Linked DNA regions of Mus musculus: region 1 is linked to region 2. A link is a loop called in an ENCODE intact Hi-C map of the cell type or tissue named here. Cell type or tissue: heart. All regions are shown on one strand. Links, peaks and the distances in the headings refer to the core of each region. The heading gives the core; the rest is flanking DNA. Region 1 has its middle 17 kb from the start of Ankrd60. Region 2 has its middle 14 kb from the start of Gnas.

Evidence for each region. A loop is a pair of places that touch in the nucleus more often than their neighbours do. Peaks named below come from ENCODE experiments on the same cell type or tissue, not always from the same donor. Only the 100,000 strongest peaks of a DNase experiment are listed, where the experiment ranks them.
Region 1: a loop joins it to region 2, with 4 times the contacts of the local background. A loop is called at or near these places in 4 of 42 quality-filtered maps.

What each region holds. Positions count from the first base shown.
Region 1 is chr2:173,558,852-173,564,225 of GRCm38, forward strand. No RefSeq gene overlaps it. Among named protein-coding and RNA genes, the nearest start is that of Ankrd60, 17 kb to the right of the region's middle. In heart, for the core only: CTCF peaks have their summits at 3,187 (motif pointing left) and 4,668; no DNase peak of the experiment used is centred there; H3K27me3 peaks cover 1,509 bases.
Region 2 is chr2:174,280,976-174,286,349 of GRCm38, forward strand. It overlaps Gnasas1 and a transcript of Gnas not described here. Among named protein-coding and RNA genes, the nearest start is that of Gnas, 14 kb to the right of the region's middle. In heart, for the core only: a CTCF peak has its summit at 3,210 (motif pointing left); no DNase peak of the experiment used is centred there; H3K4me3 peaks cover 2,555 bases; H3K27me3 peaks cover 2,255 bases.

The sequences.
Region 1 (5,374 bases), core at 65-5,064, 720 kb before region 2:
CCAAGAGAAACGGGAGTTCTGCAAACTCTGAAGCTTGCACGTCCATCTGGCCACAAGCTCTGGGAAAGGGGATGCACACTAGCTCTGGCCCCCGCATGCATGTCCTATAGCATCAGTGTTACTGGCTAAATTTGATCCTTATCTCTGTTCTGGACATGTGAAAACAGGATGCTGGGATTCTTGTTCCCAAAGAACTTGAAATTCTTTGCTAAATATATACATTGATGTATAATATATACAGCAAACGATGCCAGGCAAGATATTTTTTCCCCCTCAAAGGGATGGTCACAGGGTCTGAAGCGACCCAGGAGGTCAAAGACTTCCCTCTGGACCTGACTCTGGCAGCTGTTAACAGTCATCTTCTCCAGCTCTAATTCTACACTTCCTGGAGGGGGGATAGCGCCCCCGCCTCATACACCATCCAGAACCTTTCTCAAGATAAATCACTCCCGACTATGACGGCGGGGGTTAGGAAGATATTAAATTATCTGGCGTCTCTGTGTTCTTCACTTCCTCCCCTCGTGGGCTTGGAAACATCTGGAAGAGAAGGGCTGGGAGCATCTTCAGGACTTAATGCCTTTGGGACAAGTCCGGTGAACAAGGCAGGGTGGTGGGGGTGGGGTGAGGTGGGAGTGGAGACTGGAGGGAACTGCAGAAGTAGCAGCAAGTGTGTTCTGGAGCTAGCCTAGGAAGAGGAGGCCAGGCTACACCTCACTCTGAATGGAAACTCAGACACTGGAGTGGTCTCAGGATCCCAAGGTGAGCACCCATAGCTGTGAGCCATGTGACAGCCAAGCATGCTAAGACCACCCCCCCACCCCCCAGAGACAGACTACCTAAGTGCCCTAGGCACAAGTCCACTAGAGTCAGACACTGGATTCCCTCCACTGTCCTTGTCCCTCTGCCCTGTGTTCACATGACTCAAGCCAGCATGAGTGTTGGATGTTAACCACTACCTTCCACACCCATACACACATCTGAGAGTGCACACAGGAATACGCACAAGCTAAACAGAACTCTGGGTCCATTGACAGAAATCACGGGCCAACAGTTGCTCATCTAAAGTGCACAATCTAGAAGTTTCTAGACTGTTGTGCAACAATCACTTCCATTAGACACCCCAACATGTGCACCCTGCCCACGGGCTACTTGAACTCACTTCCTACCCTGCCTTTCCTGGCAGGCCTCCCCACTGGCCACCGGTATTAAGTTCCTGTTGCTGTGGGTTTTATTTGTAGCTCGTAACTGGGTTTGACCCATTCACTTAGGTTTAATTAAAAAAAAATTTTTTTTTTGCTTTCTGTGGGTAACTAATATTCCCCTGTATGAACACCTCAAATTGGGTGGCTAGATTTTCTGATCATGTAGGCAAAGGTGCTACAAACATGACCGTATGTGCCTTTCTGTGTGGAATTATAGCTCAAGTTCTCTCTGGTATGTACCATGGAGTGGGCTTGAAGGGTCTCACAGTATTTCTGTGTCCGACATCCGAAGATGTCCCAAGCTCTTTTCCAAAGAATCTCATGGCTCATTCCAGCAGAGCCTGGCCAGACTCCCCCACCTGCCTGCCAATACCTGCTGCCATCTGTCCTTTGACCTGAACCCTCCTTGATACCACACTTTGGTGCCTTGCATCGGCTCGTCTCTCCTCTGGCTCACATATATCCTCCCCAAGCCTACGGAGGATGGGAGTGAATCATGGTGACTTCCCATCTGGGTCAGGGTTCAGATCCATGTGCCCATGTAAGTGGTATGTGGGACACTCCTGTAAACCCTGCTCTGGAGCGATAGAGACAGGAGGAGCCCTTGCTGGCCAGCCAGTGTAGCTGAATCAGCAAGCTTAGGCTTCCTTCGCTTAGAGATTCTCTTAACAATGTTGTGTTACATTATGCGTATAGGGGGCAGGTGCGGGTGCACACAGATGGAGCTGGTCAGAGGACAAGTTGAGGAAGTCAATTTTCCCTATGCGTCGCGTGCGTCCCAGGGATCAAACTCAGGTCATCATGCTTGGCAGCAAGCTCCTTTATCTGCTGAGCCACCTCAGCAGCCCAAAGGCGAGAAAAAGATAACTCATGTCCAGCATGGCCACCACACACACCTGCACGTGCACACTCAAGCATGAGCACACACAGAGAAGGCTATATGAAGGGTGGAGCAGGGGTCTGGCGAGGGCCAGGATGATCTAAAGAAGCCATCTGGCTGGCTTTGTCCCTGGAAGAGATGGCTGTGAGGTAAGGAAGGTGGTGACGGAGCCCCAGTGGGCCCCAGCGCAGGAACACTGAGGTAAAACACGCCTCTCTCGTTGCTGGATGGCAAGCAGAGAATCAGATACCTCCTTGACCCCACCGCCACACAGGGCACTTGTCTAACCTGCTGGCAGCTGACGCTCTTGGCCTCCAGGTGGACCTTCTTTTCGGTTCTTTTCCAAGAAGGACTCTGCCTGCAGGTGGGAACACACTCTACGGGCCATCTCAGAACCCCAGCCAGAACTTCATGGTGCCGAGCTGGATGCTGTTCTGAAATCTTTGCATGTGGTTCTGCGCGTGCGTGTCTTAGATCACAGCCAGCCCTTCCGTGTACACGCATGGTTTGCACTCAGCTGAGGAGCAAGGCTTGGCCCTGGAGGTGCCTTCCCCTCTCTTGTTGCATTACAATGCCCGTTACAGTTGAAAGGTCTTAGGCACCCCTCTGTTTGGAGGTCAAAATGTGGATTTACAAGCCAGGCATGGTGGCGCACACCTTTCAACCCAGCAATTGGGAGGAAGAAGCAGGTAGATCTCTATGAGTTCAAAGCCAGCCTCGGCTACATATTGAATTCCAGGGCAGCCAGAGCAACATAATAGTGAGACCCTTACATTTTTTTTTCTCTTTTAAAGCTAGCTACCTCTTACCCTTAACCCTGAGACCATGATTCCTAAGCCCCTGGAAGGCCATTAAACTGGAAGACATGAGTCCAGAAGGAGTCAAGTACCCTGGGCTACATGAGACACTATCTTAAGAAAATACAAATTTACATGTTTTAAAAACTATTTTTCACCTACGCAAAGATGAAAACAGTAGGTAATAATGGGGTGGGGAAACCTGAGGCACAAGGTTCTAATGCAGGGAGAAAGGGGGATTTGGCTGGCCTCCAGTCTCTGGCTTGGAATCCATCTGTGGTCTCCAGGCGACACCTGGTGGTAGCTCCATCTCCAGCCTGCAGTCGCAGTTCCCAATAGCACTGCCTAGCAGAAGCTAGCTCTGAGCTGGTCTGGGAGGGGCTCCTTTCAGAATCCAGGAGTTGGGGGCTTTTAAAAGTTCTGGAAGCTTTGGGGTCTGGTCCCTGTCACTGCACCTGTCTTAGGCATCTCAGTGGAGTTGTCTGGGGAGTCTGGGCACATGTCTGCTCACCCTTCAGTCCACACTGCATGATGGTGCTCGGCCCCACAGGCATGTCTAAGGAAACCTGACTGACCTGCTGTGGCATAATGCTTATGCCCCCTACCTCAATGCTCTGAGTGCATTCACTGTATACGGCATTCAAAAATACCTTGGAAGGGCTCATTGTCAAAATTCCCCAGCTTTGAAGAGCTATGATGGGACAGGTCTTTTTCCTTTCTTCTTCTTTGTGTGTGTGTGTGCAAGAATGTGTGTGGGTGTGCGTGCATTGTATGAGTATATTGTGTGACTATTTTGTGTGTATGTGAGCATATGCATTTGTGTGTGCTCATGTGCATGTGTGGGTATGTGTCTGTGTGCATTGTGTGTATATTTGTGCTTGTGTGCACTCCTATGCATGTATAAGTGTACATGCATGTGTGCACATATGTGTGTGTGCATGTGTATTCATATGTGCAAGTGTGTCCTTCTGTGTGCAAACATGTGTAAGGTGTATATGTATGCATGTGTACACACAGACACACACACACACATCTGTGGAGGGCAAATGTCCACAGCAGTGCCTCTCCTCAGGCTCCATCCTCCTTGTTACTTGAAGCAGGAGCTCTCACTAGCCTACTACAAGTAGGCTGGAATGGCTGGCCCACAGACCCCCAGGGGTCCAGTCTCCAATAGGCTGGAATGGCTGGCCAACAGACCCCGAGGGATTCAGTCTCCACCAATCTGGCTTTTTGCTTGGTTTCTGGGAATCAAACTTGATCCCCAATACAGTGTGGATGGACCCAGGGCCTCAGCCTCTTTAACATCATTCTTTATGCCTAAATCTACATGGACAAACATACACAGGGTGTCTCTTGACAGTTATAACTTGGGGATCAAGTAAATATTTCCAACCCTTAGGGCCACATCCCGGGCAGTCCCTTGGCTTGTACTTACAGTATACAAGACAAGATCAAGTCTTTTTTTAAAAACAAACAAGCAAACAAAAAACCCACCAGGGTCTCATGTAGCCCAAGATGACCTAGAGCTCACCGTGTAACTGAGGATGTCCTTGAACTTCGAATTCCAGCTGACATCCACACCCAGTTTTTGGAAGGCTGGGAATTGAACCTAGGGCCTCACAGGTATTACACAGTCAACTAAGCTACATCCCAAGACCCTCAAATGATTTTTTAAATAAAAACACGTGTGTGCGTGTGTCCCTGAACGTGTATGTGCATGCATGTATGCCTTTGTGTGTGTTTACGTACTGTCTGCATACATCTACGGAATATGCATGCAGTGACCACAGAGTCCAGAAGAGGGGGTCTGGAGCTGAAGTTACAGGTAGGTTTGAGCTGGAAAATGAATCCTGGCCTTCTATAAGGACTGCTAACACCCTTAATCACATCCCTCCAACCCTGTATGGTCTTTCAAAAGCTGCAAACTATGCCCCCCAACATACCCCGTGCTGGGCACAAGGGATACTCAAGGCCTTATCATCCAGGCCTGCGGTTTCAACATATATAAACATCTTATGCTCTGGGACTTCCACAAAGCTGGGGAGCTGGGTCTAGACTGGGATTTGGACAGGAAATGGTGAGTTATAACCTTGCAAGGATATGGAATTCTCTAAACATCCCTGTGACATTTCCCAGGCACACACACACATGCACTCTGGAGCCCCAGATGTTATTGGTATTTTTTAATTTTTTCCGTTTTAAATTTAGAACATATAGCAACCAAACAAGTCAAGGATGATGCTGTGGGAACACAGGACGTGATTTCCTGGGGCAGATGGGACACTGGGCTTTCTTGTTCCGTGGCCAGATGTGTACTCCTAGAGTGATGGAGGACAGACCCCTTTCCGGATGTCGTGAGGGCTATACACGTGTCCCCCTGGCCAATGTACATGTCCCCTGTGCCCGCTCTGCAGAAAGTTCCAGGACTCAGGCAGAAATGCCACCCTCGAGCCCCCCAAATTGAGCTCCACTCTTGAATTTTCAAGTGACGCATA
Region 2 (5,374 bases), core at 114-5,113:
GCTCTGTGACGATAGCCTGCAAGCCCCCAGACTCATGTGACACACTGGTTCCCAGTATGTTGCTCTGCACATCAAACAGGTAGAATAGGGGCAATCCTCTCAGTTTGAAAAATAAAAGCCAAACAGACGAACTGGAAGAACTTTACCTGTGGTCTCACATGGTCCACGTCGCTGGCCAGCAGCTGCTGCTCATCCTCATTGACTTCCATCTCTCCACAATGCTAGGAACAGCGCTAGGTCATAAAAGTGACTCAATTCATGACCACTAAATAGCCAATTTTATTTTGTAATTTCCAAGACAGCTCCAGGAGGGGAGGCCCAGAGGCCAATGTAATGAATAGATGGCCCTGACTGACACCTTGGCTCCAGGAGTGAGAACGAAACTGAGGCAGAGTGGGAGGCTTGAAACCCCCACCCCCACCCCAAGCCCTCTCCTACAGCCCTGGGGGAGCAACTACAGAGGGCCGTGGTCAAACCTTGTCTTAGCTCTAGCAGTTTCACAAGCTCCATGGAAACCTCTATCTAACATGTAGTCATCTGTCCTTTGACTTAGCATAGCTCCTGCCGACGCCGAGTCCATTCTCCTTCAGAGTCCTACTTGCTAGAATATTCCTCCTTGGGCTGAAGCCTACCTGTACACAGCACCCATCTAGGCCCTCATTTTGCCCCCTGGAGCTATGTCAAATAACTAGTGAAGCCATTTCCACAGGACAGTCCTCTAAGCTCAAAAGAATCTTCTTCCCAATACATCCAAATAAGAACCCTTCTATATGATACTGTAAGCAACTGGAAACTGCCTTCCTGCCCAACTGGTCTAGAAGCCTCCTTCCTGAAAGTCTAAAGGTAATATATGACCACACTTTATTTACCTGCAAACACAGAGAACCCCTTGTACCCCAGCTGGTAACAACTGAGGTCGTTCATCACCTACTTGGCCCCTTTTGAAATTCACTCTGCAGCAAGCACTTTTTAAAGTCCTGCACATAATGCATTTTAAAGAGCATTTTCTGTGCAGATCCATTTGCTCAACCTCGGCACTAAGTGCAAGATGGAGCTGTCTTTTGGTGCAGCCCTGCTCCTCCTGGAGTCCGTGCTGAGCACGTGCTGAAATGAATTTGTAACTGTACAGATGACCGGGGCTCGGAAGCGTATGCTTTGTTAACTGTCCATAGCTGATTCAAACGCATCTTGCAAGAAAGAGCAGTGCTAATGCAGAACCCTGGTCCAAGATATGTATTATGTAATGCATAGTTTTTAATAATGTGGGCAGTCCTGGTGTTTCTGTACTAGTGCATAGGATGTGGGCTGCCATCTCTATCACGGGCATAAAGCTTTCCCCTGAAAAATGAGGCACTTTCCCACACACACTAAAAACCATCATCCACCTCACTGCTGACAGCTGGCATCAGTTTCCATCAAACGGGCATTTACCAGCACCCACAGTCCTGTTTTCCTCTCTCTGTGTGCCCTAAAATTGGCTAGACCAATGTCTTTGTGCTCCATATGATGTTGGCAGAACTGTTTTAACTGAAAAAAAAAAAAAATAAGGTTAAGTGTATGGAAGCGGTCGGACCCCTCAGATACCCCCATTCATCAGGGTGGAAAGGCAGAGATAAGGATCTGAGATCTCAACCCCAAACAGGGGCTCAAGAGTCACAGCAATGCACTAAGAGTCAGCAGAACATCTAGATTACAGCCACACATTTGTTCATGAGATCTGCTGATCCAACCCCACTCTATCTCACCAGCATTTAAGGCTGTACATGAACTCCTAGACCACAAGATGCAGCACCAACAGTCAAGACAGAGAGATTCTATAATCTCCAACCATGCAGGGCACCTAGGACCTAAGTCTGTGACACTGCATCTGGGAGCCTGACTCTGAGGTGCAAGTGTGTGAGGGTAAGTAAGTGACCTAGGACCAGCACCTGCTTCAAGACATAACTCACAATTCCACCTCCAGGAAGGAACCCTGGGGGAGCAGCTTGGAGAGGCAGCAGTACCTCTTGTGACTCTTCACATGGACTCAAGGGAAAAACAAAAAACCAAACAGCCCACCGTGTGACATGTGTTCCATGTAAAAAACAAATCAAAAAAACCTCAAAACCAAAAACCCAACAACTAAAACACCCTGCCAAGACTTCATGCATCCCTATAACACAACTCTGCTAGTGTTATGCTTTTTTTTTTTTAAGGTACTCTATATTTAACAAGGCAAAAGGCAAGATAAACGAGCCCCACACCCACTTCCCACAGGGCTCCATCCCCTCCTGGACCTACCTGAGTCCATCGGCTCTTCCAAGCGCGCTCTGGAACAAGCAGGTCGTTTTACCTTGTTCTTCCGAGTCCAACAGCAGGATCCAGTGGTCTCTGGCCGCCCCCTAGCCATGATGCTCTTGCTGACGTACCTGTTTTTCTCATGTAGCGTGAGCTAGATGAAGTAATGATGCTGGAAGAATGAGCTGATGCTCTGGTTAAGATATATTAACCCCTCAAGACCCCTTTCTCTAATCCAAGACCTGCTCCTGTTCCTCGCTATCTTCAGCACCTAGAACAGAGCTCCGCGAGTGCCGGGAACTCAAGTGTGTTGGTTGAACCCTCAGCTGAAATGCATGAGTCCGTGGCTCAAAGACTACCCTAAAAACCCACACGGAGAGCAGCAGTTGAAGGGCATTCTCGTGGATACTCACTCTCAGCTTCCTATGGTCTTCCAGCACACCTCAGTGGAACAGTGTTCACCATGAGCTGACTGTCGGCTTGCAAATTCCTACATCTACAGCCGCGGGGGGCGGGGTTGTTTGCCAGTGGGGTTCATACCTTCTTGGAGGCTGCTCTAATTAATTACAGTTACTTTAACAGCCCTGACAAAAGTAACCACCTTTGATAAGGTTAGTGTTTACTTGAGGCTCTGATCCTCAAGCATTCACGCTCTTCGGTCATTAACACTCATTCACGTACGGATCCTCATTCCCCTGAATATTTACAATTTTGCGTTCTGGTTTTCAATTGTTTGGTGGCTATGCTCATGGAGAAAAAGTTGAGGAGTGGGGACAACCCCCCGTGGGAATCTATACTTGGCTTCTAAAATCCGCTAACCTGTAGCTATCTTACTCCCTTCGCTCGCTAGACCTCGATATCCAGCCCCCCACCCCCCATGCTTTGGCCAAATCTACTCAAACAAGGTTCCCGCCTGCCACCTGCCGGCCCACTAGGGTCTGCGCCATGAGCTATGCGCCAACGCACAGCTCGCGGGGAGGCACTCCCGCCCCCAAACACCTCCCTACTGCACATGCCCGGCAGAAGTCCGCGCAACTTTATAGGGCCCCATTGCCCCATCTCTCCTCAGTCTCCTCTATCCTCTCCCAGACGAGAGGATCAGTGGAGGCACCTCTCGGAGTCTTAGACTTCAGAGTCTGAGACTTAGCGAGAGGAGCCTCGAGGAGACTCCTTCTCTCTTCTTTACCCATCCCTTTCTTTTACTTACAGCCACAAGCTGAGGCGCGGAGCTTTAGAAAGTTCGCAGTGGTTTGAAGGTAGGTACATCCCTTCTTTTTGCCCCGAGGCGAGATTGGGGTCTTCAGACCCCAGCTTCTCTCCTCATAAGGTTAATCCTTTTCGGCCCCAACAGTCCTTGCGCAGTGGGGCCACTCTCTGCAGAGCCAGAGGGTGAGTCGGCTTCTCGGTGAGCACCTAAGAGAATGGATCGCAGGTCCCGGGCTCAGCAGTGGCGCCGAGCTCGCCATAATTACAACGACCTGTGCCCGCCCATAGGCCGCCGGGCTGCCACCGCTCTCCTCTGGCTCTCCTGCTCCATTGCTCTCCTCCGCGCCCTAGCCTCTTCCAACGCCCGCGCCCAGCAGCGTGCTGCCCAGCGCCGGAGCTTCCTTAACGCCCACCACCGCTCCGCTGCCGCTGCAGCTGCCGCACAGGTACTCCCTGAGTCCTCTGAATCTGAGTCTGATCACGAGCACGAGGAGGTTGAGCCTGAGCTGGCCCGCCCCGAGTGCCTAGAGTACGATCAGGACGACTACGAGACCGAGACCGATTCTGAGACCGAGCCTGAGTCCGATATCGAATCCGAGACCGAAATCGAGACCGAGCCAGAGACCGAGCCAGAAACCGAGCCAGAGACCGAGCCAGAGGACGAGCGCGGCCCCCGGGGTGCCACCTTCAACCAGTCACTCACTCAGCGTCTGCACGCTCTGAAGTTGCAGAGCGCCGACGCCTCCCCGAGACGTGCGCAGCCCACCACTCAGGAGCCTGAGAGCGCAAGCGAGGGGGAGGAGCCCCAGCGAGGGCCCTTAGATCAGGATCCTCGGGACCCCGAGGAGGAGCCAGAGGAGCGCAAGGAGGAAAACAGGCAGCCCCGCCGCTGCAAGACCAGGAGGCCAGCCCGCCGTCGCGACCAGTCCCCGGAGTCCCCTCCCAGAAAGGGGCCCATCCCCATCCGGCGTCACTAATGGGTGACTCCGTCCAGATTCTCCTTGTTTTCATGGATAAAGGTTAGTTGCCCTGACCAAACTGGGGTCCCTGAGACAGTAGGGTGGGAGGAAAGAGACAGATGGGAGGCAAGGTGGGAAGGGAGCGGTGCCCATTAATCAGCCCGAAATGCACCCCGGAAAAGGAGAGAGGGCTCTTCAAGTCTCTCCAGGGCACCCAGGGGCGCTTGGGAGGCCAAAGGTTTGTTGGACGGTGAGGCATTTCTGGCGCCTCGCTGGAGACAACCTGAGGTCCCCGAGCTGATACCCGGTGCGCAACATTGAATTCGGTGTGCCACACTGAATTCCCAGCGCGCCCCAGGTTTGGAGTTACATACATAAACGGCAAAGGTAAGTCACTTGTTTTCTATGTTCTCTCCCCTCCTACAGAAGTTAGTCTTCAGCAACGGAGTTGGCTTTAGGTAGAGCCCACTGGGCTCGATATGGAGGTGCACGCACCAACTTTGGCGATCTGAGACTGCTGCGCCATAGCTACAGTATTGCAATGCGCAGAAAGTAACTGCGTTTGGGATTGGGTGACAACTCTGGAGCCTAAATCGCACGTGGCATTCAGCCGGCGCGGAGCCTGGAAATCGGGTACCGGCATGGCCAATTTGGGGCCGCGGGACCCTGGAGCCAGTGCCTCCCCCCACGCCGTGCAAGTAGTCTTGGTTAATACCGCTCACCTCTGGAGGTTCGAGGAGGCCTGAGATCGTGAAAAGGGGCGCGCGCACCTCTCCCGTGCGTCCTAAAGCCAACCTTCCCGCGCAGAAAGGAGTTTCTTGATAGTGGATAGTGCTTGGAGGACACTCAGTGGTGGTATAGGGTTCTTTACGGGTGCCCTTCTGGGCTACCTGGGTTGGCAGACAGCTAGGATCACATCGGGGTATCGCGCA